Regions from separate parts of the Mus musculus genome. Here region 2 is linked to region 1. A link is a loop called in an ENCODE intact Hi-C map of the cell type or tissue named here. Cell type or tissue: heart. All regions are shown on one strand.

Region 1 (8,000 bases):
TATATATGTCTGCACCACATGTTTGCAGTGCCTGTGAAGGTCAGAAGAGGGCTTTGGATCCCCTAGAGCTGGAGTTGCAGGTGGTGTGAGCTGCCTGGTGCCTGCTGGGAACTGAGCACTTGTCTGTAAGAGCAGCCAGTGTTCTTAACTGCTGAGGCCTCTTTGGCTCACAAAATGACTTTCTCTATCCATCATTCTCTCACTAAAGCCCTGCAGAAAGCCATCAAGGGCACTCCACTGTGCTTGGTGTGGTGACACATAACAATAGTGAGCAACGTTCTGTTGAACTCACCGCTCAGCTTTATCTCCCAGTCCTTACAAGGAAAGGGTCTCTGCAATGTGTATGCATCCAGGACTAGAGACCAGCAAAGGACAAGTGACCTGCTCAGGTCACACAAATACCCAGTCCCCTCCAGGCCTGAGTGTCTAACCTCCAACCTCTTTCTCCTCTTTAGGAAAGGAGAAAGAACCCTGGAGCTAGGAATCCAGGCTCTGGTCTTTCTGGGTCTGGATCTCAGGCCAGGGCCTTCCTTTCTTAGGGCCTTGTCATACTGTTTAACAAAGTCAATGAAGGCCTGCCGGTCACCTCCCTCTCTCCCTCCTTTCTTACTGACTTAGGAGACCTAGCACAGATCTGTGTCCCCATTTGTTGGTCAACCACTTCTATAGCCCAGGTCTAGCCCTCTACCAACTGTAAAGCCCAGCAGAGTGTTTTACAGGGAGCTGATGGGCAACTTTCTCCTACATTGGGCCACCTCCTTTCAAACAGAGAGGGGAGCCTGTGAAGATAGGGCTTGTTACTTTCCTGCTGTTATCTTCTCAGGATGGCAACTGTTCATTTGTCTAGTCAATGTCTACCAAGTTCTTGCCCCGGGCCAGGCTCTGTGTGAACCCTGGGAGATGTGGAGACTCAGGCATGGGACTAGACAGCTTGCACCCACACCTACATGGAACTGTTACAAATTCTCCAGAAAGTCCCCAGCCTTTATGGATCTGTACTCTGCACCAGAAGAGATTAATACAGGTTTGGACAGGTCTGGATTGTGAGGATTGTTGGGTTCATCCTAACTATTTTTGACTCCTCTCTGGGTAGCAGAGGCAGGGTGGGGCCAGCTTTCTTCAGCCTTTCTATGGACACAAGCTGACCTATGGCCTCCCTTCTGTTCTTCCTAGGCAAAGCAGGCAACACTTGGTGCATTCAGTTCTTTCCCTCTTGGGCTTTTCCTCTGAGTGAGGCCACGAGAGGAAAGGTCACTCTGGCTTCCAAGTACGCTCAGCTATCTTCCTCCTATCTTGGCTAGCTTTTTGCTGAGACAAGATTACTCTTGGGTAATAATGACACTTTCTCATACTGACCCATCATGGGTGGGTCACAGTGTGAACACTTAAAATTATTATTATTATTAGCATATGTGGGTGTGACACCTGTGGAGGTGTGCATGAGCCGATATGCCCATGTGGATGTTGAAAGACCAAGCCTGTAGTCTCAGGTCTCTCCTTTCACCTTTGTGTGAGTTCTAGGTACTGATCTCAGGTCCTCAGCCTTGTTTTGCAAGTACTTTTACCCACTGAGCCATCTCACTGACACCCAGGCTGAATACTTTAGACACTTTACACATTTCCTCTCAATAGACTTCCAGTATCCAGTCAGGCTGACATTATTCTCATCTTACAGATAGAACAATTGAGGCTTAGACTCTTTTTTGAGACAGGGTTTCTCTGTGTAGCCCTGGCTATCCTGGAACTCACTCTGTAGACCAGGCTGTCCTCAAACTCAGAAATCTTCCTGCCTCTGCCTCCCAAGTGCTGGGATTAAAGGCGTGCACCACCACTGCCAGATGAGGCTTAGACTTTCTTAAGGCCACACAGTTAATCTGTATGGCCAAGGATTCTAACCAGATTTGTCTGACATGAACACCTAAGCATTATGCTTTCTGTTGATGCCTGCAGGGTGTACTCTAGCCATGCTCTACCCAGATTTTAAAATGGGGGCTCTGCAGCATATTCAAGTTCCTTGAATTGGTGTATGCCTTTAAGCCTTTTTTTTTTTTTTTTTTTGTATTTTAAATATCAGCAAAAATAAAACCAGGAGAGCTTTGCTTCTTTATTTTAAGTCTGAAACAACTTTCTGGCTTCATCTTCCTGGATGAAGCAAAATCTGCTTTCCATCTCTTGATTCTTGGTGTCCAGGTGGCTAGCTGCTGTGGGGACCATTCATTCTATTTCCCTGTTTCCCCATCACAGCTGCTACTGGTACTAGGCCATCAGCAATATCAGTAGGTAGAGAGGCAACAGGAGATTGTCTATCTGAGTAGTGTACGCTTCCAGAAGGGATACAGTGCTGATGGACCCCAAAATCCAGGCATAACTGTAGTTCAGGTCTACTCCACTGTCAAAGATTAAGATTAGAGCTACAGAGATGATTTGTGCAAATATAGATGTCATAGTCCCCTCGAAGGTTTTCTTAGTTCCAGGCCAGCGGATCTCTCCCATGGTGCTGCCAAATATGGAGGCCACAGTATCACCCACACCCACAGCCAAGACCCCAGCATAGGGGACCAGGGCTCTTGCTCCTTCCAGGCTGTCCTTCTGTGTACAGGGTCTGGGGATCAGCCAAATAGGAAGAGACATGCCCAGAAGCAGGTAGATGTGTGTTAGGATAAGGGGTCCACTGTCTCGTTCATCCAGGAAGAGGGACAGAAGGCTTCGCAGAGTGTGACCCAAGGGCTTTATTCGGAAATAGCGCACATACTCCAGGAAGATGAAGACTGCCAGGCACACAGTGGCGGCCACATACAGCAGTGGCCGGTCAAAGATGATGCCCGGGATATAAGTGGCTACCACAATGAAGTGGAAATACTTTCTTGTAATGGTAGGCGCCCTGTGCTTCTTGGACTCAGAAGACGACCGCTTAGCATTCTGGTACAGCACCACCAGGCAGGCCACAGAGGCCAGCAAAGACCAATAGGCAAGGAGGTAGATGCGAGTTTCAGTGTAGAAGAGGAACTGAAGAAGCCAAAGCAGGGGGTTCCTACGAATGAGCCAGTGCAGCCAGGGCAGAACCACACCAAGGCCCAGCACACAGGTCATGAGGTGGAAGAAGATGGAAGAGGCCCAGGTGCCTGAATCCATGAAGACAAAGAGGGTGCTGAAAAAGACACCCATGAGCACCATCCCTACCACCACCACCAACAGGAAGAAGTCCACTGGGTCCCCCTGGCTTTCAGTCAGAGAGCGCTTGATGAGTTGGTTAAGGACGAAGCTAATGCCACCCAATACCAGCAGTGCCTCCCCAGGAGTGAAGCATCGGGGCAGCAGGTACAGCAGGATCATGTTGAGATAAACAAATATTAGCAGGACTTCCAGGACCTCGATCACCTCGCCTACACTGAGCGAGTGCCTCATAATATAAATGATAACGCCTCCAGCCAAACCAGAGATGGCACAAGTATTGGTGGGCACCGGGCGAGTAATGCCCAGTGCCAACACGGAGGAGAAGAGGGCCACTGCCATGCCAGTAGCTGCAACCACAATGCCGAAGCGCTCGAAGTATGGGTTCCCTGCAGTCTGGCAGCGCTCCTTCATGACTAGCCCAAGCAAAGGCATGACCATGGAGGCCGGCAGTAAGCCGCTGTTCGCGGACATCCGGAACTGGAAAACGGCATTGCCCTGCTGGAGCAGCCGGTCCCACTTGTACTGGACGTAGAAGGCCTGCACCGCGAGGGCCACCGCGCACCAGGAGTATCGGTCCCACACTGCAGCGTGGATGCTCAACACCACGGCGAACACCACTGCAGCCTCCGCCAGCACCGACCCGCTCAGCGCAGCCCCAGACTCCTGGGGAGGGCACTGTCGGGTCATGTCTCTAGGTCTGGCGCTCTTGGGAGAAGAAGTTTGGTGACTAGGGACGCCTTGGCCTCTGGGGCCCTCAACCCGCCAAGCAGAGGGGCAGCAATTTCACCCAGCCAGCAACCTTCTCCAGCTTCCAAAAGGGTGTTCCACCACGGGCCACTCTGAGGCCTGGGAGCCGGCGCCCAGTCACCCGCCTCCGCTGTCAACCTACGGTGTAGCAGATGTTTGCCCTCTTCACCGCTCACAGTCTCCACCGCCTCCACCGCGGACTCCCCTCGCACCAGGGCAGCGCCATCTTGACAGCCCCATCTTGACCACGCCCACCATCACGTGGCGGAAGCCCACGCCCCCAGGCTGGAGGATCCCAGTCACGTGGGTACGGCGCATGGGGGCGGGGCTGGGCCGCGCGCGCGAAGATGGCGGCTGCCGCTGGTGGGCCGTGTGTGAGGTGCGGAGTGGGGCGCGGCAGGGGGTGGCCGTGAAGCGCGGGCTGGGAGCTGGGCGGGAGTTGGGACCGGGGCTCAGCCGCAGTGGCAGAGACGAGCCCCGGCTGGGTGGACGGACACTTGCCGGGGAGGCGGTTAGGTCCAAACCGTTCCCGCTCGCGGGGCTGAGGACACTTTTGGAGCGGGCCTGCCGCTCTCCCTTCTCTCTCCGTGGTCCCTGAGCCTCCGGTAGTCCCCATACACCCACGCTTGCTCCACCACGTTGCCTGTAGGCACTGCGGGACATTTCGGGGTCGCCTGGAAGACCCACCCCACTGCGATCCCTTCCTTGCTGTCCCTGCGCCCTGCTCCCCCTCGGGTGTGCCTTGCCCACGCCGCGATTTCTTCCCGCGGGCATCCTTAGTTCCCGCCTTCTTTTATTTTTGGCTAATGCCGATATTGATGCAATCAGCAGGCATGCCTTCATCTTCCATGCGATTCCGGGTTTTGTGCCAGGCTTCGGACACAAGATGAATTACCCCGAAACAAATATACAGTTCTCACTTAAAAGAGTGCTTTTGTTTGTTTGTTTGTTTGTTTGTTTCTTTTTTGAGGTAAGGTCTCTTGCCTCTCGGGCAGGCCTTGAACTCCTTGTTGTCTTGCCTTTGCCTTCTTGGTGCGGAAATTACAGACATGAATTTCGAGCCCTGCTTGCCTTTAAAGAGCGCTTACTAGCGCCAGACCCTGGGAAAGTGCCGTGCAGGCCTTACCTCATTCATTTCTCACGACTAGGAGAGGCGCCTCCTGTTCCACAGGACTCAGAAGTCCAGTTCATACATAGGCAGTCCCCCCTTGTCAGCCCTCGAGATAATCCCCGTGAGCCTTCAGATGGAAGGCTCTAAAGCCTTAACCAGACCTCTGTATGTATCCACATTATAGATCAGAAAGGGTCTTCACTGCCCTTCCTCCCCTTAAATGTAAACATTCCCTGTCAGTCACCTGGAATTGACTCTGCCAGTTTTATTTGGTCTTGTTTCCTGTGGAAACCTGAAACGCCCAGACAGACATGTAATTATCACACACATTGCTGATCTTTCTCTCCATTAGCCTCTTCACCTTCCAGGGGTAACATTTTCTTTGGAGTTTCCTGTGGATAAAGTGTGGTCCTTGCAAGGGCCGGTTTGTTTCATGCCAGACCTTGTATCCACAGCTATGGATAAATACTTGTATGAAAACTGTAAAAAAATGAATTTTTTCAAAAGGAAAGGAAAGTTTTGGCTTGCCAGCAGGCTTTGAGCTTTCTGTGGAACTTAGCAAACCCATCGTTGAGGGAGGACTTTAACTGACTCTAGGGTTTTCATTTTACTTTTGTTTTGAGGTCCTAGGGGTCAAACCCAGGGCCTCAGGAATGCTAGGCAAGCCCTCTAGTATTGAGTCACAACCTGTGGCCCGGGCGCCTAGCAGTAGGGTTCTAGGTGCTGCCTTGCTCTGTCAGGACAGTGCCTTTTAGTGCTGAAAAGCATGCTTCTTAGCAGTTGGGAGTAGAGGGCTGTATTTGAAAAGCTTGAGACCTGGGGCAAGAAACCGTCCATCCTGGTTTTTGTACCTAGTGCTTTTTTGTGGTTAGTCTTAGAAGTCACCTGACCATTTTGAGCTCCTACTTTTCCAAATGGGAATCCTTTTCATCTTTGTGCACAGGTGAACAGGTAGACAGTGGCAGCGTTAGTTTCTGTGTAGACTATAACTGCCTCTCAGACAGACTGTAGTCATGAGAATAACTCAGGTAGCTCAGGGTTATTTTCCATCCAAAAGTCTTTCAAATGTTTTTTCTTGAACATTTTATTTATTGTTTCCATGTCTATGAGTATTTTTCCTGTCTGTCTGTCTGTCTGTGTATCACCTTTGTGTAGTGCCCTGGATCTGAGTTACAGAAGGTTGTAAGTTACCTTGTGGTGCTGGAAATTGAACCTGGATTCTCTTTGCGAGCAGCCAAGTGTAGCCCCTCCCGCCCCAAAGTTTCACCCAGATGGATGTCTCTAAGGGGGGGATGTTCAGTGTCCAATATGCTTTACTTATTTTTAAATTTTATTTTATTTATGTATGTGCGTGTGCGTCAGCAAGAATTTATGTGCACCAGGTGTGCTTGTGGCCACAGAGGCCAGAAGAAGGTGTTGATTTTCTAGAACTGGAGTTACAGGCAGTTGTGAGCTGCTAAATGTGGGTGCTGGGAACCAAACTCTGGTCCTCTTTTTTTTTTTTTTTTTTTTTTTTTTTTTTTTGGTTTTTCGAGACAGGGTTTCTCTGTGTAGCCCTGGCTGTCCTGGAACTCACTCTATAGACCAGGCTGGCCTGAAACTCAGAAATCCACCTGCCTCTGCCTCCCGAGTGCTGGGATTAAAGGTGTGCACCACCACTGCCTGGCTTCTGGTCCTATTTAATAGCACTCATCTCCCCCGCGCCCGCCTGCCTTTCTTTCTTTCTTTCTTTCTTTCTTTCTTTCTTTCTTTCTTTCTTTCTTTCTTTCTTTCTGCCATGGTGTGTGTGTGTGTCAGAGAATAGCCCCCAAAATTCTGTTCTCTCCTTCCATAGTTTCTGGTTTTTCAAGATTCAAGACAGGGTTTCTGTGGGTAGCGTTGGCTATCTTGGACCTCACTCTGTAGACTGAGCTGGCCTTGAACTCACTGAGATCTGCCTGCCTCTGCCTCACAAGTGCTGGGGTTAACTGTGTGCACCACCACCTCACAGCCTCTCCTTTCATCTTAGTGTGGGTTCAAGGGTTGAGTTCAGGTCTCCAGGCTTGAGTAGGATTAGCAAGTATTTGTGTCCACTGAGCCAAAGCTGGCCCTTTGCCTCTTAGAAATAAAATAAAGTTCTATATTGTTTCCTAGAACTTTAGATTAATGATCTATATGGTTTTTTTAAAATTTATTTATTGTTATATGTAAGTACACTGTAGCTGTCTTCAGACACACCAAAAGAGGGCGGCAGATCTCACTACAGATGGCTGTGAGCCACCATGTGGTTGCTGGGATTTGAACTCAGGACCTTTGGAAGAACAGTCAGCCCCTAACCGCCGCTGAGCCATCTCTCCAGCCCCTGTTTGTTTATTTTTACACCTATGTATTTATTGTATGTATGTTGTTGTGTGTTTGCTAAGGAGTGCATGTGAAGGTCAGGGACAACCTGCCAGAATTTGTTTTTTCCTTTCACTGTGTGGGGGGGTCCTGGAGATTTAATTCTTCAGGCTTAGTGGTAAGCAAATGGGTAACCTTTACCCATTGAGTAATCTTGTTAGTCCATCAAAAAAACAAAAACAAAAACAAAAACAAAATTAGTGTGTGTCGGGCTGGGGAGATGGCTCAGCGGGTAAGAGCACTGACTGCTCTTCCAAAGGTCCTGAGTTCAAATCCCAGCAACCACATGGTGGCTCACAGCCATCCGTAATGAGATTTGACGCCCTCTTCTGGTGTGCCTGAAGATAGCTACCGTGTACTTACATATAATAAATAAACAAATCTTTAAAAAAAAAAAATTAGTGTGTGTCTCTGTGTAAGGGAGCATGAGTGTGATACCATGGCAGGTGACCAGGGGACACATCTAAGTCAGCTGTCTGTGTGCTCTGGGGTTAAGAAAAGCTTGCAAGGCTTTTGCGGCAAGAGCTGCACCACCTTGCAGGCCCAGTCAGTATATTTTTAAGAATCTGACCTTTGAAGCTGCATCCTT
Region 2 (8,000 bases), 120 kb before region 1:
CAGAGAAAGGCACAACCAGAACCAAAACCAACCAAAACCAGAAAAATACAGTTTGCAGTAACAAGTGCCAACCAGAAGGTGGCGCTCTCACACATGACAACTCATAGTACTGCACAGATGTTTACTGAGACCTGTAAAACTTACCATGGCAGTATAAGTCATTTATCTTTACACAAGTTTTCATTCCACTCTGTAGATCTCACAGAAAACTTCTAACATTTAGACAAATTAGCCGCCACACAAATCACAAGCTTTTGAGCCACTTTGCAAGTACTCACTTGCTCAGACCTCATAGGAAGCTTCTGACACTCAGATTCCTTAGCAGGGCTCAAACCTAGAAGAATTGCCATGGCAACACAAGCCACCAGTTTCCACACAAATAAATCATCTCAGCATGACTGGAAGAGTTTCACATTTACCTTTACACAAGCTTGTTCTGTTCTGTTCTGTTTGGCAGATTTCACAGAAAGCTCAGACAAATTCAGCTCTCAGACAGGCAAAAAGCAGGAACTTTAACATGGTATTACAAACATAAAAAACAAAAATACCTAGACTGGTTTTGCCCCTCCAGATTGCTAGTCCTGTGTATCATGGGGAACTTTTCAGCCAACACATCAAAATGTAGTGCCAGGGAATGTGATTAACAAAAACAAGACAGGTGCCGGGCGTGGTGGCTCATGCCTTTAATCCCAGCACTTGGGAGACAGAGGCAGGTGAATTTCTGAGTTCGAGGCCAGCCTGGTCTACAGAGTGAGTTCCAGGACAGCCAGGGCTACACAGAGAAACCCTGTCTCAAAACAAAACAAAACAAAACAAAACAAAACAAAACAAGACAGGAGCTGATCTGATGCATCTCACAGCAGGGTCTTCATTCTATTTGAAGTCCCCCGACCCCTATCCAGTGCACCACTTTCATGCAAGAGGGTTTTGGTGGTGGTGGTGAACCCTGAATATCTATCAGGTCAAGGCTTTATAATAAGCAGCAAGTGGGGAGCAGGGGAGGGTTAAGCGTGCAAGCATCTAATTGGAAAGCTACCGTGACTTTTAACATAAATGGCTGGTGCTGGAGTCATATCCTAAATTTATATTCCTGTCATCAACTGCATCAGTGGTCGTTAGGCAGGGGGTGGGCTTGTAACCTGGGGGTTACCTTTGTTGTTTGTTGGGGGAATAACCTGGAGACACTGGTCTTGTTGGGGATTAGTCTAGAGACTGGAGCTAGGCTTGGGTTTTGTTGGGGGCAGGGGAGTGGCAACTTGGAAACTAGTGCTAGGTACCAGCCTGTTTATCTGAGTTCAAACTTAGATCAGGTTCTCTAAAATGCAGTCTGAACTTAAACAATTTGGCCTCCCAAGCACATCCTTGCTGTCTTCAAACACACTAGAAGAAGGCATCGGATCCCATTACAGATGGTTGTGAGCCACCATGTGGTTGCTGGGAATTGAACTCAGGACTTCTGGAAGAACAGTCAGTGCTCTTAACCACTGAGCCACCTAACCAGCCCCTGTCCTCTGTCTCTTATTTGTGGCATGTGATGGCTTCCCCTCCTTTGGAAAAGTGACATGAGTCGAGCCCTGTGCCCATGGTGTGAGGTGTGGCTGGCTTAGCACTCGCTCAGATGAGGTAAGGCTGTCCTCAGTGTACATTCCCCTCAGCTACCTGTTCGTGATCCATCACATATAATGAATATCTTCTGCTCCCCATCTTTTTTGTCCAGCCCGGTAACTAAAACCCTGCCTACCTATTCTCCCCAGTGATTGGCTGTCACCACTTTTATTTAACCAGTCAGAGAAGATAGGTGAGCGAAGTTCATACACATCGTCTGGTGGCTGTGATCCTGCGCTTGTCTAGACTACAACCAGATCTTCAGGTCCAGTGTTTGACATCTGAATACATAGCAGCACCAGACCAAGCACTGCCGTGGGCATAGGCCTCTTTAGACTACTTCCTGCTGATTAGGGGCATTGGGTTCCATGGGGGCAGATCTGTTTGTTTGTTTGTTTTCAGTTTTTTGAGACAGGGTTTCTCTGTGTAGCCCTGGCTGTCCTGGAACTCACTTTGTAGACCAGGCTGGCCTCAAACTCAGAAATCCGTCTGCCTCTGTCTCCTAATTGCTGGGATTAAAGGCGTGAGCCACCACACCCGGCCCATGAGGCGAATCTGACATCCATCCTCAGGATATCTCCAACCAGCAATCCAGCAAAACAGCAATAGCAACAATGGACCAATAGCAAATGCAGCAGCAGGGACCAGTGGCAGCAGGGCCCACAGCCATCACAGGCCCTCTCAGGGTTCTCAGCTTTATTCCCTTTCAAGAGTCCCCAGAATTACAAACATAAACTATCTGCAGCTGCCAAAAATGCTGTCCCTCCTAGAGCATGAGACAATCATAGTTATCGGCTGTGCACAGTCTGAAGCAGCCCCATATCCCACACTTGGGATTAAAACAAAATCATGTTCACGAAATATAACTGTGGTTTTTTTGTTTTTTTTTTTTTTGGTTGGTTGGTTTTTTTGTTTTGTTTTTTGTTTTTGCTGTTGTTGTTGTTTTGAGACAGGGTTTCTCTGTATAGCCCTGGCTGTCCTGGAACTCACTTTGTAGACCAGGCTGGCCTGGAACTCAGGAATCTGCCTGTCTCTGCCTCCCGAGTGCTGGGATTAAAGGCATGTGCCGCCACCGCCCGGCTATAACAGTGTTTTTAGAGAAACCAAAGTTGTAGGCTTTAGAGATGGCTCAGAGGTTAAGAGCACTGACTTCTCTTCCAGAGGCCTTGAGTTAAATTCCCAGCAACCACATGGTGGCTCACAACCATCTGTAATGGAATCTGATGCCCTTTTTCAGTGTGTCTGAAGACAGTGTACTCACATATATAAAACAAATAAATCTTTTTAAAAGAAAAAAAAAGAAAAGAAAAGAAAAGAAAGCAAGCAAAATTCTGGTCACTTGAGCTGAATCCTTCACCTTAGAACTGCAGAGGCTGCACAGTTCAGAATATAATGGGTCCCGAGAACTGAAGCTATAGGACATTGTGAGCTGCCTGTCACTTAACTTGGGTTCTCTGCAAGAGTTGAATATGCTCTTTAAAAAACAAAATTATGGGGCTGGTGAGATGGCTCAGGTGGGTAAGAGCACCCGACTGCTCTTCCGAAGGTCCAGAGTTCAAATCCCAGCAACCACATGGTGGCTCACAACCATCTGTAACAAGATCTGACTCCCTCTTCTGGAGTGTCTGAAGACAGCTACAATGTACTTACATATAATAAATAAATAAATCTTTAAAAAACAAAACAAAACAAAATTATGTTGTCTATATAGGTGTTTGCCTACAAATCCTTTGGTGTTACAGATGGTTGTGAGCCACCATATAGGTGCTGGGAACTGAACCTGGGTCCATTGCTAGACCAACATGTGCTCTGAACTGCTGCACCATGTCTCCAGTCTACAACTTTGTCTTTTTTTTTTCATTTTTTCAACAGTCTGTGGTGACATACACCTTAAATTCCAGCACTTAGGAGGCAGAGGGAGGCGGATCTCTGAGTTCGAGGCCAGCCTGGTCTACAGAGTGAGTTCCAGGCCAGCCAGGACTACACAGAGAAACCCTGTCTAAAAAAATCCAACCAAGCAAACAAGCCCAAGTTTCATCATAACATGTTCACACATGTACACGGTATTTGTATGATTTCCCTCCATTGCCTTCTTACCCATCAACACCTGCAGATGCCCTATTTCCCAATGTATCTTAAAAGAAAAAAAATTATTATTCAGGCTAGAGAGATGGTTCAGATGTTAAGAGCACTGGCTATTCTTCCAGAGGTCCTGAGTTCAATTCCCAGCAACCACATGGTGGCTCATAACCATCCATAATGAAGTCTGGTGCCCTTTTCTGGACTGCAGGTATCGTGCAGGCAGAACATTGTATATGTAATATATAAATAAATCCTTTTACAAAAAGAATTATTCTATGGATATGAATACACTGTCTTCAGACACACCAGAAGAGGGCATCTGATCCCATTACAGATGGTTGTGAACCATCACGTGGTTGCTAGGAACTGAACTCAGGACCTCTGGAAGAGCTCTTAACCCCTCAGCCATCCCCCCAGCCATCCCCCAATTATCTTTTAATGTATAATTGGTTTTGTCCCATGCTAATGAGTGTGGCTCTGACTGTACACTCTCAGCCCTATTTTCTTCAGTTTTTATGTATCGGTCTTCCTCCGTCTTAATAGGTTGTAAGGAAGTTGATGTCTTAAAATATTCATAAGTTAAATACTATTCCATCTGAAATGTAGGAAATATCTTTAGCCAGCCCCTGACCTACGGACAGGAAACATTGGCCAACACAACATACTTCCCAGGCCAAACCCTTTAAGTGGGTTGAAAAGTATGACCCTAGCATAGCTATTTTCTCTAACCTTATATAGCAAGCTTAGGTTCCAGGCGGCTATCAATAGCTACACCTGCATTCTTCTGTTAATCAATCTAGAGAAATCCTTCGCTCGTTTGGTGGCAGGAGGGTGGGTGCACCTGAGGGGTCTGACAGATCTGGGGTTCTGTCCTGTTTAAAAGCAGGGCCATGTGAGGTGTACATGGCGAGGCGGAGCCCGACGTGGAACGACCAATGGCAAGCGAGTAGGGCGGCACCAGGACCCAGCTACGTCTTAAAAGGGCAGCTGAAGGGCGTCGGGGGCCACGCCAGCACAGGCTCCTTCACTCTGTGCTAACATCAGTAGCGTCCTTGTCCTCCGGTAGGCATGCGCGCGCTGCGGGCCGGCCTGACCCTAGCGCTGGGCGCGGGGCTGGGCGCCGCGGCAGAGCATTGGCGGCGGCGGGAGGGCAAAGCGCCGGGGCTGCTGGGCCGAGTGCCATTGTTGCCGGTGGTCGCGGCCGATCTTCCCGCGCTGCCGGGGGGACCGGCGGGCGGCACCGGGGAACTGGCCAAGTACGGGCTGCCCGGCGTGGCGCAGCTCCGGAGCCGCGAGTCCTACGTGCTTAGCTACGACCCGCGCACGCGCGGTGCGCTCTGGGTGTTGGAGCAGCTGAGGCCAGAGCGGCTCCGTGGCGACGGGGACCGTAGCGCCTGCGACTTCCGCGAGGATGACTCTGTGCACGCGTACCACCGCGCCACCAATGCGGACTACCGCGGCAGTGGCTTTGACCGCGGCCATTTGGCCGCCGCCGCCAACCACCGCTGGAGTCAGCGGGCCATGGACGACACCTTCTACCTGAGCAACGTAGCGCCTCAGGTAGTCTCGGACCCTGGTCGCCCGCCCGACTGCAGCGTCTAGATCTTACTTTACACGTGCACCGTGGCGGGAGGGAGGAATCTTACAGTGGCACTGCAGAATCCGGGGTTTATCCTTCTTCAGCCTCCCGTGGGAAGCAGTGCACCAAGTAGTGACGGGCTGCAGCAATGCCTGTCAGCAAGCCACCCAGTGTGCTTCCTCAGGGAACCCGGGAGCTTGACTCCTCAGTCTACCCTGCTGGCCTAGGGCCAGTCAGGCCTCCAGGGCACACTGTTAGCACTGCACCTGCTCCCAGCAGGGTCTTGATTGTGAAGTAGGTTCCTGGGACATCCACCCAGTGGATGGAGATGGACAGGAGACCATATCCCACCCCACACCTTTTGTTGCTCGATTTTCCAGGCTGCCCAGGAACTCAAGAGATCTGCCTGCCTCTGCCTCCTGAGTGCTGGGATTAAAGGTGCACACCAGCACTGTCCAGTCCCCGTGCCTTTAGAGCTTGACCTAAGGTTTGGGAGTTCCAAGAGACCTTGGGGGTCTCTGAATGACTAATGTCCCCTCCTTCCTCCTTCCCTTGAGATGGGGAAAGCTTAGAGCATTGGAGTGCCAGGAATGGAGTGTGGCTAGCACTGGCTCAAAAACTGTAGTCACAGAGCCGTAAGGAGGGAGCCCTTCTTTGAGCCCTTGTCCTTCAAATGTTTGGGCATTGACATTAAGAGCTGGGGCATGCCTAATGGAAGGTCCGAGGTGTGCTCCTGAGCCTCGCTTCTCCCACCAGGTGCCACACCTCAACCAGAATGCCTGGAACAACCTTGAGAGGTACAGCCGCAGCTTGACGCGAACTTACCAAAATGTCTATGTCTGCACGGGGCCGCTTTTCCTGCCCAGGTAAGCCTGTAGCTGACGGGGCCTCCGACTCCTGTTCTCCAACCTTGGGCTTTCTGTGTCACTGTAGCCAGAGACCTTTGGGTGGCCTAGAACTCTGCTGTGCCCTCAGGTGCCTGGCCCCACACCTGCCTTTGCTCCCCACGTCTGACCTGCCTTACCACCTGTAACCCGTGGCTGCACGGGAGGCTGTCACCCTTGCCTCTGACGTGCTAAGGATTCCTGGCAGACAAATGAGCTGAGCTCCTCGGGAGGGCACAGAAAGCAGCAGCAGCAGCAGCAGCAGCAGCAGCAGCACGGGCTGCAGCACGGGCTGCAGGAGGCAGCGGCTGCTGCGGAAACCAGAAGCTACAGGCATCCACTACAGGCCATCTGGCGTGGCGCGGTGTGACGCCACCCGAGCACCAGGCTGGGGCTGGGGTTCCCCAGCATGGCCTCCCACTCGTGCTTGTTAGGTGTACTGCCTACGGGACAGGTTACAGTCACGTGAGCATAGGTGAGCATCAGGGTCTAGAGAGCTCATTCCTCTAGCTGCGTTTATTGCCTCCCATTCTGTCTGAAGCAGTATTGGGCAGAAAAGCAGAGGTTAAGCATTGGTCCCCACCTTACATAGTTCCCAGACCCAAGGAGGCACCAGGCCCAGCACAAACTTCTTGCTTGTTGGAAGTTAGGAAGGCTTCCTGGAAGAGGTGACCTTGTATGTAACCAGGCCTCTTGGCCATGCGCCCGGGTCTATCCACAGGACCGAGGCTGATGGGAAGTCCTATGTGAAGTACCAGGTTATTGGGAAGAACCACGTGGCAGTGCCCACACACTTCTTCAAGGTGCTGATCCTGGAGGCAGCCGGTGGGCAGATCGAGCTACGTTCCTACGTGATGCCCAATGCCCCCGTGGATGAGACCATCCCTCTGGAGCGGTTCCTGGTGCCCATCGAGAGCATCGAGCGGGCCTCGGGATTGCTCTTCGTGCCCAATATTCTGGCTCGAGCTGGAAACCTCAAGGCTATCACTGCTGGCAGCAAGTGATGGTGGAGGACTCACTGGAGCCCCTGGGGAGATGGGCTGACTCACATTAAAGGCAGTTATTTTTGGAGAGAAGACTTGACCATCTCTACTCCCATGATCCTCCTGTCCTGCTGCTTCCTCTACATCCTGGGTCCAGAAAGCGGGGAGGCGGGCCTCGATCCCACCTGGGTGAGACCAGGCTGCAGAGCAGCCAGCGAGATGAGTATGGCCTCCTGGAAGAAAAGAAGTTGGTTGGGACCAGGAAGCCAGGCAGCCTTCCCAGCTGCTTGTTTTCAGGCCCCATGTGAGACCTACCTCAGGGTCAGGAGGGATACTGGTGGAACAGTAATTAGTGATATGGGCAAGACTTCAGAGACAGGGAGACTGGGGCTGCCCGTCTGCATAGTCACTGCCCCTGAGGCTGACAGCAACAGAGCCTCCCCCATAATATCCACAGGCACTGAATCCCATGCTAGTCTCCAGGATGGGTGCATAGATCCTGTGGATGCTCAGAGCTTGTGGCACACTTTCCCCCAACACCCAGAGGGACCTAGGATACAACCAAGGAAGCGGAAGCAAGAAGCCCTGCAGAGGGACAGACAGACAGATCACCTGGGTCCCTCAACCTAAGAACACAGGGCTACCACAGGGCACAGGGCCAGGACTGCAACTCTTAATTGCTCTTGTGTTCAGTCCCTGCTACTAGTTGGCTGTGGTAAAGATCCCAGCTTCAGAAAAGCTCTTTAGGCTGGGGCTGGAGAGATGGGTTAGGAGTACTGGCTGCTCTCCGGGAAGTCTTGAGTTCAATTCTCAGAATCCACATAACAGTTCATAACTATTGACACCTGTAGTCTCATGGGATCCGAT

What was found. Hi-C counts contacts between places; a loop is a spot of excess contacts. Peaks named below come from ENCODE experiments on the same cell type or tissue, not always from the same donor. Only the 100,000 strongest peaks of a DNase experiment are listed, where the experiment ranks them.
Region 2: a loop joins it to region 1, with 2.6 times the contacts of the local background. A loop is called at or near these places in 13 of 42 quality-filtered maps.

The regions. Positions count from the first base shown.
Region 1 is chr2:30,282,171-30,290,170 of GRCm38, forward strand. It overlaps Dolk (dolichol kinase), which reads right to left and starts at 4,184. Exons shown (of 1, transcript NM_177648.3): 1 at 2,059-4,184. The coding sequence starts at 3,861. The coding sequence ends at 2,257. Nup188 (nucleoporin 188) reads left to right here and starts at 4,246. Exons shown (of 44, transcript NM_198304.3): 1 at 4,246-4,300. The coding sequence starts at 4,269. In heart, no CTCF peak of the experiment used is centred here; DNase peaks (open chromatin) are centred at 3,261 and 4,191; H3K4me3 peaks cover 2,553 bases; H3K27ac peaks cover 1,846 bases.
Region 2 is chr2:30,166,820-30,174,819 of GRCm38, forward strand. Endog (endonuclease G) reads left to right here and starts at 4,705. Exons shown (of 3, transcript NM_007931.1): 1 at 4,705-5,247; 2 at 6,023-6,132; 3 at 6,872-7,250. The coding sequence starts at 4,756. The coding sequence ends at 7,154. Spout1 (SPOUT domain containing methyltransferase 1) reads right to left here. Exons shown (of 12, transcript NM_172660.4): 12 at 6,628-7,366. The coding sequence ends at 7,274. It overlaps Gm31080 (a long non-coding RNA gene), which reads left to right. Exons shown (of 4, transcript XR_866091.1): 4 at 3,478-3,516. In heart, a CTCF peak has its summit at 82 (motif pointing right); DNase peaks (open chromatin) are centred at 4,622, 4,982, 6,982 and 7,092; H3K4me3 peaks cover 2,072 bases; H3K27ac peaks cover 1,371 bases.